Linked DNA regions of Homo sapiens: region 1 is linked to region 2. The links are chromatin loops, found by intact Hi-C in ENCODE. Cell type or tissue: natural killer cell. All regions are shown on one strand. Region 1 overlaps NFKB1 (nuclear factor kappa B subunit 1). Region 2 overlaps NFKB1 (nuclear factor kappa B subunit 1).

Region 1 (5,000 bases), 61 kb before region 2:
ATTAAAATTAGCATCAGTATGAACTCGTGGATTCTTTTGTTATTCATTGTACTATAAGCCATTCCTGTCATTATTCATTTTGATTCTTAAATTGTCCTATTCTTGGCCAGTGGGAGTCTTTCATGCTAGCTCCTATGTCTTTTTGATATGTCCCTATCTTTTTTTTCCTAACACTTTCCTTATTTCTGAAATTGTAAGCTATTCTAGGTTCACCCTATACCTTCACTACCCCAGTCCAGGCATCGTCTGTCTCTCTAAGAAGTCCTAGTTCCTTTTAGCAGGAGAAGTTTTTCTAGACTCTTTCATTAGGCAGAGCTACAAAATTGATTATTTTAAAAATCTCGAGTTCATACACTAATTCATAATTCTAATTCCAATCCAACACTGCAGGCTTCTTCCCTCCCTCCCCTCATCCCATACTTGTATTTGGATTTGAGATATGAAATGTGTATCTCATATCCCATATTTCTTCAGTAACTGAAAACCCTCATCATCAATGATAGCAGCATGCTTACTCATTTTGCTCAGTCCAATAATTCACACACATTTGTAGAAAAATAGAATAGTTTTAGAATGGCTATACCAATATCTGCAAGCTTACTATATTCGGTTCAAAATTTCTTTGTAGTTCTTTTGACCAAATGTATTCAACAGAGAGCATTCAGTCAGAGTAATGTGTACAAAAGTTACTTGGATTAGATTTTTTCCTTCTGTGTATTTATGTTTCCATTGAGCTATAGAGTTAAGCTATTTTTTTATTTCTATTCCATTTTAGGGGTTTTCCCATCCCTGTTGATTTAGTAATTTTATTTTTTGAATATCAACATTTGTCAGTTTCACATCTTTCATTTATATGAGATTAACTAGACCCTTTAGAAATCATTATAAAGTCAGGTTGTTCTATTAATTTTTAAAATAGGTGTATAAAAACCAAAGGGATCAATCAGAGCCTTGATTTAAAGTACGTTCTGAATTATTTCAGACACCCGAATCCATCTAAACCCAGAACATTTCATTTGTAGATTTCAAAGACTTCTTGGCCTTCCTACCTTCCTTACATTTATGTAGCATGTGTTTATCCAAGGCACACCACCTGCCAGGCACAGTGCTGGGCTCTGTGTTGACACACATGAATGTGATCATCTTTCTGTAGCCCCCAGGTTACATGGCACCACAGCCAAGATACAGACATGTGTGAGAGAGTAATCAGGGTATTACTCAGGATTTGCTGGAGGAATCCCTCTTCAAAGGATATTCTAAATTGGTGTGTGTGTGTGTGTGTGTGCGCGCGCGCATGTGTGTGTGTGTGTGTGTTGAGGTGGACTGGGAGAAAATATACCCTCCTTGAGATCACCTCCTGGCTAGATAGTCTCTCCCTTCTCTGTTTGTGATAGAATGCAAGTGGAATTTGACAGGTGTACTTCTCAAACTAGAAACTAGAGAGCTGCTATCTCAGTCACCGTAAGAAGAACGAATCACACCAAACCTACATCATTGTCTTCTATGACAGGATTTCTACAAGGGTGAGATAGTGAGATGCTGGAGATCCCTGTTTTGGTAGTTCAGGGATTCACAGCATCTCCCATGCTGGTGATGTCAACCTGAAGAGATATTTCTAGTGATAGGTTCCAGGGATCTTTCACCAAACACTTTAATATATTTTATCATTGTCCTGAATACAGCCCTATAAGGTTCTTACTAAATTTGCAGGTGACATGAAGTGATAGACAACAAACAATTTGAATTCAAATTAATTTTGAAAGCTGAGACAATGGACCCAATTCTTCAGCAATTATATTTAAAAGATATAAATACATGCAGAAAACAAATTACAAGTACAGAGTGGAAGAGAGATGATTTAGCAGCAACGCATGCAAAGAGATCTAGGAGTTTTAGTTAATAACAGACTCAACATGAACCAGCAATGCAATGTGACTACGAAACAAGTAATTCCTCATTAGGCTGCATTAATGGAAACACGATACATAAGACCAAGGAAGTGGTGGTCTCATTTGCACTCTGTGATGAAAGGCCACACCAGGAATACAGTGTAGTACTGCTGGGCACCACATTTGTAGAGAAATAGAAACCAACTTGAGTGTCTTCAGAGCAGAATGGTGAGAGAACTCAAACTTCATTCAAATGAGGAGTAGTTACTGAGCCTGAGAAATTTATAGCCTGGAGGATTTGGTTGTCTTCAAATATATGAATGGCTGTGATGGGGAAAAAAGGATTAAATGTGTCCTGTTGTCACAAGAGGATGAAATAAGGAGCGGTGAATGGAAGCCCCAGGCGATAGAGGTTTCAGTTGCTGCTGACAGTCAGGGCTGTCTGAGGATGGAATGTATTGCCTCAGGACAAAGTGAGTTCATTGTCACTGAATTGGTTCAAAAATGACCAGGAAGACTACAGGGCAGGGAAGCTAACTTGTATTACAATAAGTAATTTTTTTCTTTTTTATTTGTATGCCCTTAGAAAGATGTTTACTTAACTTGATAAATCTGTAACAAGGGATAATCAAGATTTGGTTATAGGACAATTACAATTTTCTGACAGATCCCCCAAAATAATAGAAATTAATAGCTTACACACTACTTTATCCAAGCTGTAGAATGTATAACTTACTTCATATACTTTGTGTTTAGTCAGTTTATACAGGCTGAACAACATAAAGTTAAGACATAAAAGGGTTTTTTTTGCAGGTTTAAAGTACTACCATTTTTCCAAATTACTGGCTGATCCTAGAACTTTGAGAAACTTTGGTGTTTCCCCCCTTCCTACTTTTGTTTACATCATAGTACGTAGATGGTACAATATTTTGGTTAACCTCAGTCTGACACTTAGATTGTGTTCTCTTTTGCCCTATTAATGTCTAGAGTGTAAAAAGACCAGTAAAGTAGCACCAAGAAATCAAAGAAAATTTCCCAGTTCTACTCACTTGTAATTCTCTTAATTTAGTAGGGGCTTTCCACAGGAAATCACAATAGAATAGTTGAAATGCTCTTTATCTTATGTACTTTCCTTCTGAAGAAAGGGACAGTTAATTGGCTTTGTTCCCAACATGGTCCAAATTTTTATACAGGGCAGCTGTATTTACTGTAGTACAAAGGAGATTCTACACCGAATGATGTCTCTAAGTATTTTCAATAATTAAGAACCTAATTGCTTCTCTAGCCAGTGGGTTTCAGTGAAAGTGATAAAATAGATTTTCTAAGCAAGAAAAATACATAATGAGGGTGGTTGTATACCTTTAAGAAAAAAGAAATCAGTGATATTCAATCCCAAGTAAATTTGGATATCACAGAGTCAGAGATATTCTTAATTATTTTAAATTAAATTTGAGTCAAAAACAATGTGTTTAAAGACTTTAAAATCATTTTAAAAGAATGTTAGAAATTTACATTAATAATTTCTATTTTCAATGAATAAATGAGAAACCTAGAATTTTTGTTTTGGACACACTTTGATCATATCTAATGTGTTCTACTTCCTCTAATTATTTTTATGTTATTAGGATTTTTAAAAAATCTCTTAGATTAAAATTTCTCAGTGTATCTTTGTTTGCGTGTCTTTTTTTCTCTCTCCACTTATGTAATTGAAGCATTTCTGACATATCCTCAGAACACACAGATTCTTATCAGGACTTAACTACCCAGGGCAGGGCCCTCCTTGGATTTACTGAAAATAAACACTTTGGGTACTCAGTCTCAGTTTTAATGACAAAAGTTGAAATCTTTGCCTAACATGAAGGTTTTTCTTTGTCTCTAAATTTTGATTTTCCATGCTATCAGAGGTCCCATTGCAACAGGTAATTTGAGTGTTGATTGTATGTTTTCTCAGTTTGTAATTGTGGTGAAATGTATTTAAAATGTTCACAATTTTAAAGTTAAGTTTACCTATAAGGTTCTTTCCAACTCAGAAATTCTGTGATGGTAAACTTTTTTTTTGTAGTTTGAAAATGTGATCTTTGGATGTTGTCTTCTGTGTCCTATGCATATGACTAGGAATCATAGAATTTTAGAGCTGGAAAATGAGTGAGACATTATCTAGTGATTCTGCAAATGAAGAATTAAAAGGCCCAAAGAGGTTAGGTGACTCACGCAGTATCATAGCAGTACCTGGTGACTAGAACTCTGGCCACCTACTGCAGCACTAAAAATTAACCCAAATGTTTTTATCTGAAAATTTGCAGACTTCAGGCTAGGCCTGTAAATAAATAAATAAGAAGTTAAAACATATTTGAGAAAGGTAAGCTTAATATGCCACATTTGGGAAAAGATGTGCCTGACACAAATGTATTTGGTGTAATAGAGAACATTCTTCCATTATACCGAAATGAAAATTTTGAACATTCTCAAAATTCTTGAATTTTGAGACATTTATGTTAAGCACAGTTTATTCAGACTCTCTATAAACTGTGCTGTCATCCCTGTTGTTTTCTCCAAGCGGAATCATACTTAAATTACAACTTTAGGGAGTTTAATGTTTCCTATTTTTGCACTCCTGGGATATTTTTCAGTGACTCAGAAGCATAAACTGACACTGTGAAGTTAAGGCTGTGTTCCAGTGGGAATGACAGCATGTCTCTAGGACGCTGATGGAGAAAGCCCTCCTCATGCAGCTGTCTTGCGGAGTCTCCCTGCTGGTGGTGAATGTGAGATCACACAGGGCCAGCAGCCAGGGCAGTACATCTCTGAGTCTCGCTTCTGGTTTTACCTAGAGCCAACCCTTGGTGATTGTTTGCCTCCTTGGCCAAGCCCCCACACAATAGGAAAACTGTGTCTCAAGGTCGAATTCTATTAATACCTGAGAGGTGAATTTATAAACATTTAAGATGTTTTAGCATCTCTGCAGCCAGTGTCTCTGTAAATGAAAATTGCTTCTCGAAGTAGAAAAGCATAAGGGAGTACAAGGGCTTCAAAAAATAATCCTTTTAGGAATAAGAATATTGCCAGGGTTAGGTGTTCCTAACTGGTTTCAAGCAGAGGAGTTAGTAAAAT
Region 2 (5,000 bases):
AAAATAAACTAAGAATTCTTCTTAGAATTTCAATAAATATAAACAGAGTAAATAGATTTAAAGCCTTCCTCAAAACTCCACAGGGCTGAGATCTGAAGGTATAAAGCAGTTACTAGGTCATTTGGCCCCAGGAAGAAAAGCCAGAGGGAGGAGGTGGGCAGCATGCAAGATCTCCAACATGACAAGATCAGTTCTTCTAGAGACGAGAGCTGCTCCACTTCTAAAACTGCTCATGTGCCTCCCACAGCCTGTATGTGTCCAGCTCACTGACGTTAGCATGGTTCTCCCTTTATGTTAGCACCTCATTTCCCCAGAAGGCCTTGCCACAGAACACAAAAAGATGATGCACTCAGTGACCCCACGCTCTCCTTACCCAGGTCAGCCAGCAACAGAGTGACTGCAGAGAACACCACAAATGCCTCGGCAGCTACAGAATAATTTTTCTTTTAGCCTAAGACAATTCTGGACCCTCAGTTAAAATGTCAGTATTGCCAGAGGGTTAACACCAAGCCTTGTGAACATCTAGACATCTCAATTTGAGCAAGTTTATACAATTCATTCTCATAAGCTTGTTCCTATGGAAGAAGGGAGACAGCTTCACAGCTCTGAGTAAGCTCTTCACTAGCCTTAGGTCTCTGAGCAGGAGATGATTGACATGGTGGCCTGGACTGCCTGTTCCTTCCAAAAGGCTATAGCTCTGACTCTCTGCAGTTTGGTTGGGTATTCTGACCCAGCTCAGAGTTTGTGCAAAGCACTATTTCCCAGTACCAGAGCCCCTACAGCTGTTCTTCCCCCAAAGGGTACCATATTCTTGGAGGGTGGTCCTGATTCCTCTTGCCATTCCTCCATCATTAGGGTACCAGGCCCTCCTAAGGAGGACATGCTGAGTTGTTTATTATAAAGAAACAGACTGCCCTAGTGGTCCCTTCGATGTATAACGATTTCTGGTGTTTTTCTTTCCAACAGGTATTTGACATATTAAATGGGAAACCATATGAGCCAGAGTTTACATCTGATGATTTACTAGCACAAGGTGGGTTGTGATAAAACCAGATTCTCTTAACCATTATTATCTCCACACTGTCATTTAAAGGGAGGAACCAGCATTATCCAGGGTCTACTGTTAAAAGTTCTTATTTCAGAACCAAAAGATGCTGGAGGTAGATAAGGAGAATATCCAGTTTTAATCTACTGTAAATGTATACTGCCTTCTACTCAGCTGGGCTTTGACCTTCAAGTAGAGTAGCTTGGTTGGTTCCACTGGGAGTTGGACAGCAAGCCAGGCAGCAATGATCAGTCCCTCCAGAGTGTCTATGGCATGTTAGAACAAGTGTGTTCCTTCTTCATTTCCTTCAGGAGACATGAAACAGCTGGCTGAAGATGTGAAGCTGCAGCTGTATAAGTTACTAGAAATTCCTGATCCAGACAAAAACTGGGCTACTCTGGCGCAGAAATTAGGTCTGGGGATACTTAATAATGCCTTCCGGCTGAGTCCTGCTCCTTCCAAAACACTTATGGACAACTATGAGGTAACACCTTACCTTACAGATTTAGCAATTTTCATTTGACTTTACTCTGTTAACATCTCTGGCCAGGGCATAATCTCCTTCCCTTTTCCTTAACTCTGAAGAAGAAAACCAGTCATTGCCCAAGGCCTGGGAGGGTGACCCAGGCCAAGTTGGCAGCCCATCTTCCTGAGAATGCTGTTTTCAGATACCTTCAGATTTTCCCCGTTTTCAAATACCTGGAGACTTCCTGTGAAAATGCTACGTAGAGGGTCAGGATTTTCACAGAACTTTAACGGCCCTGAGCAAACAATCGACTGTAATCAACGTGTAGCTTCCTGTCCCCAAGAACACACCTTACCCCATGGCAGGGCATTGAGTCATGTTCTGTGAGGTGACTCCTAGTGGAGCCATTACCCGGGGATTTTTTTTTTTCATTTCTAAAAATAAAATGTAGAAAAGCATGGGGTGAAGTTTTCTGTTGAAAATTTCATGGTTAGCTTTTGTTTCTGCATGGATTTCAGAGCTTCAGCTTACAGAGGGAGACTGTGTAGACGTCACTGTAGGCAGAGTTTCACTGCCTCAGCGCTTCTCTCGCTGTCTCTCTCTCTGCTTACTACAAACCACTTCTCTGTGATTTCCTGAGTGGTCTTTGAGCCGAAACAGGAAACTTGATTCGAAGACTGTATTTTCTTAGTCGCTCTTCTCTGCCCTTTCCATTTCCTCCTGGCTCCTGAGTGGAGGAGGCAGCATGGAAGAGGGAAGGGTGGGCTGTCAGTGCTTACAGCCTGCACTGGGACTCGAACACAAGAACATGCTCCTCCTTCCTTTCTTTCTCACAGGTCTCTGGGGGTACAGTCAGAGAGCTGGTGGAGGCCCTGAGACAAATGGGCTACACCGAAGCAATTGAAGTGATCCAGGCAGCCTCCAGCCCAGTGAAGACCACCTCTCAGGCCCACTCGCTGCCTCTCTCGCCTGCCTCCACAAGGCAGCAAATAGGTAAAAAAAAAGACAAAAGACAGTGGAGATATTTTCCAGCTCCCCCAGGCTGGTGTCTTCAGCTCTTTTTGGATATGGTGTGGCAGTTTTCTTTCTCGTTTTCTGGATACACTTCCCTGTGTGTCTCTCTACCCCCTGGGCTCACCCTCTGCCTCTCTTGATAGTACCATTCAGATGAGGGGGTCGTACCCTTGGAAAATCACATTGACACATGAACTACTTAGTAAACACTAAATAATACAATAAATACTAAAAACAACATGATGTGGGTGATTAAATTTAACACATGAGAGAAATAATATTTACCTTAAAGAGAGAACCATCTCCTTCTTCCTTTGCCTCCTCTCTCAAGCTTATGACACTGACCTTGTCCCCCACCATATATGGGACTACGTGTCATGCCACCAAAAGTCTCGCAACCATATGAAATGGACTCTCAACCCAGCCCAGTAATCCTATATTTCCTACAATTTTATTCTCCCACTCTGTAAATGATGATTCCATGCTTTCTATTTCTAAACCCCCAACACTCCTTCCCTCCCCTTACTCATGCAACACCCTTGCTTCACACTCTGTTGAAAACAGAAGAAACCAGAACCCTCTCACCTTTGCACCAAGTGCCAGCCCACCTGTGCCTGTGCCCACATTGGCAGCCTTCCATCCGGACTTGGTGGGTTAAATTTCTTTGCCCAGCTGAGGAGCCACCTCTCCCCTGAGTCTAACCCCCTCACCTTTACTAGGTTGTTGTTCCTGTTAATTCTTACCTCTCTCTCCTGTACTAGCCGTTCCTCCTCCCCACTCTCCGACTAGGTCACCTAGCAAGCATTTCATGATTTCCTCATCTTTAAAAACAAAACACACCGAAACAATCACCCTCTTGATCCCACATCCCATTTAGCTACAGTCCAATTGCTCTATTCCCATACATAGCAGAGCTCCTTCAAAGAATTTTTTAGAGTTATTCTTTCCAGCTTGCCACCTTCCACCCTCTGCTTGGCCTCCTGCAGTTGGGATCGCATCCCCACCGCTCCACCAGGCCTGCTGTCCTCACAGTGACCGGTCACCTCCACATTGCCAGATCTGGTCACCTCCTTTTCACCTTGACCACTTGCAGAGTGTGTCATGGTTGACGCCTACCTTCAACTTCAGACCGTCTCCATTCCTGGCTCCTCCACAGCACACTCCCCTGGCTGGCTCTTCTACACTCACCTTTTAAAGTCACAGCCCTCCAGGGTCAGTCCTAAACCCTCCCTGCTTGGTACCTCACCCAAGCCCAATACTGGCTACATCTGTCAGAAGCGCTGCCATCTTCCAGGAGATTAAGACAAAACCCAAGAATTCCTCAGGAGTCCTTTCTGCCACTAATCACTTCGTATGCGACGCATCGAGTGTCATCCTGTCTGCAACCACCGCCCCAGGCCAGCCTGCCGTCATTTCCTGCCCAAATTCTTGCACGGCTCCTACTCAGTCCCCTTGTTTCCTTCCTGTCCACCTCCCTTCAGTCCATTCTCTGCCCAACAGACGGTATGATTCTTCTAAAAAATCAGTGACATTGTATTAATTCTGGGTTATGCCCTTCAGTTCATTCAGTCATTCATTCAGCAAATCCTGATCCAGCATACACTGTGTGCCTAGCAGTGTTCGAGGTTTTAAAGATAAAACTGTGTCCCTGCTTTACTCGTTTGCTTTCTTAAACATTGCTGTGGAAGCTCTTCCTCCACACTGCGCCTCCATTCCCAAGTGTTTTCTCTGCTCCCCTGGCTCACTAGTCTGACCAACCTTTTGACTGTTTCTTCCCATTCCCTGGAAAGCTCTTAATTGGCTGGCTCTTTCTTGCCACTCAGTTTCAGCACCCATCTCACCCTGCCAGGGGGCCTTCCCAGGGGAGCAAGGGCAGACGTCATTGTCCGCACTTGAGAAAGGAATAATGTATCCGCCGGAAAACAACCCAGATCTCCTGAGTCACAGCCCAGTGCTCCTTCTGCACAGATATTAAAAAAGAAAAAAAGCAAATACTTAACATTTTTTTAAAAAGTAAATACCTAAGCATTAAGCCCTTAATTTGTAGTTATTTTTAGGATATCGCATAGTTTGTAACCCATAATAGACACCAAATAAAGATTGGTTGATTAAACAAATCAGTCAATACCAAAATGATAGTCGTGCCACTGGCATTAAAGTCTTAATATTCTAATATTGGAATTTGGTACATAAGAAGATAGCATTTTGATTAGTGTATGTTAGACTTCTGTTTCCTTCCTCACTGTATAGGAAATAATTTGTCTTGGTCATATCCCTAAGGACACTTATAAACAAAGGGAATTCAACCTGATTTTCCAGTATAGACTCATTTTCACCAAAATCATTTTACTTTTATTGCTACCAAAAATGTTTTCAAGGCAATGTATGCTGTAATAGCATATGAGGCCCAGAGAGAGATCTCATTTTTAGTTCTTGCTTCTGTCACCAATTTATTTTGCTGAGGTTCAGCAGTTT

Evidence for each region. A loop is a pair of places that touch in the nucleus more often than their neighbours do. Peaks named below come from ENCODE experiments on the same cell type or tissue, not always from the same donor. Only the 100,000 strongest peaks of a DNase experiment are listed, where the experiment ranks them.
Region 1: it touches region 2 in a loop (3-fold over the local background); 4 of 110 quality-filtered maps call a loop at or near these places.

The regions. Positions count from the first base shown.
Region 1 is chr4:102,550,084-102,555,083 of GRCh38, forward strand. All of the region lies in intron 5 of NFKB1 (nuclear factor kappa B subunit 1), which reads left to right. Among named protein-coding and RNA genes, the nearest start is that of NFKB1-AS1, 50 kb to the left of the region's middle. In natural killer cell, no CTCF peak of the experiment used is centred here; a DNase peak (open chromatin) is centred at 2,908.
Region 2 is chr4:102,611,078-102,616,077 of GRCh38, forward strand. It overlaps NFKB1 (nuclear factor kappa B subunit 1), which reads left to right. Exons shown (of 24, transcript NM_003998.4): 21 at 967-1,033; 22 at 1,357-1,529; 23 at 2,348-2,504. The region is part of intron 1 of LOC105377347 (a long non-coding RNA gene); the gene reads right to left. Among named protein-coding and RNA genes, the nearest start is that of NFKB1-AS1, 110 kb to the left of the region's middle. In natural killer cell, no CTCF peak of the experiment used is centred here; DNase peaks (open chromatin) are centred at 1,894, 1,994, 3,304, 3,924 and 2 weaker places; H3K4me3 peaks cover 1,673 bases; H3K27ac peaks cover 4,443 bases.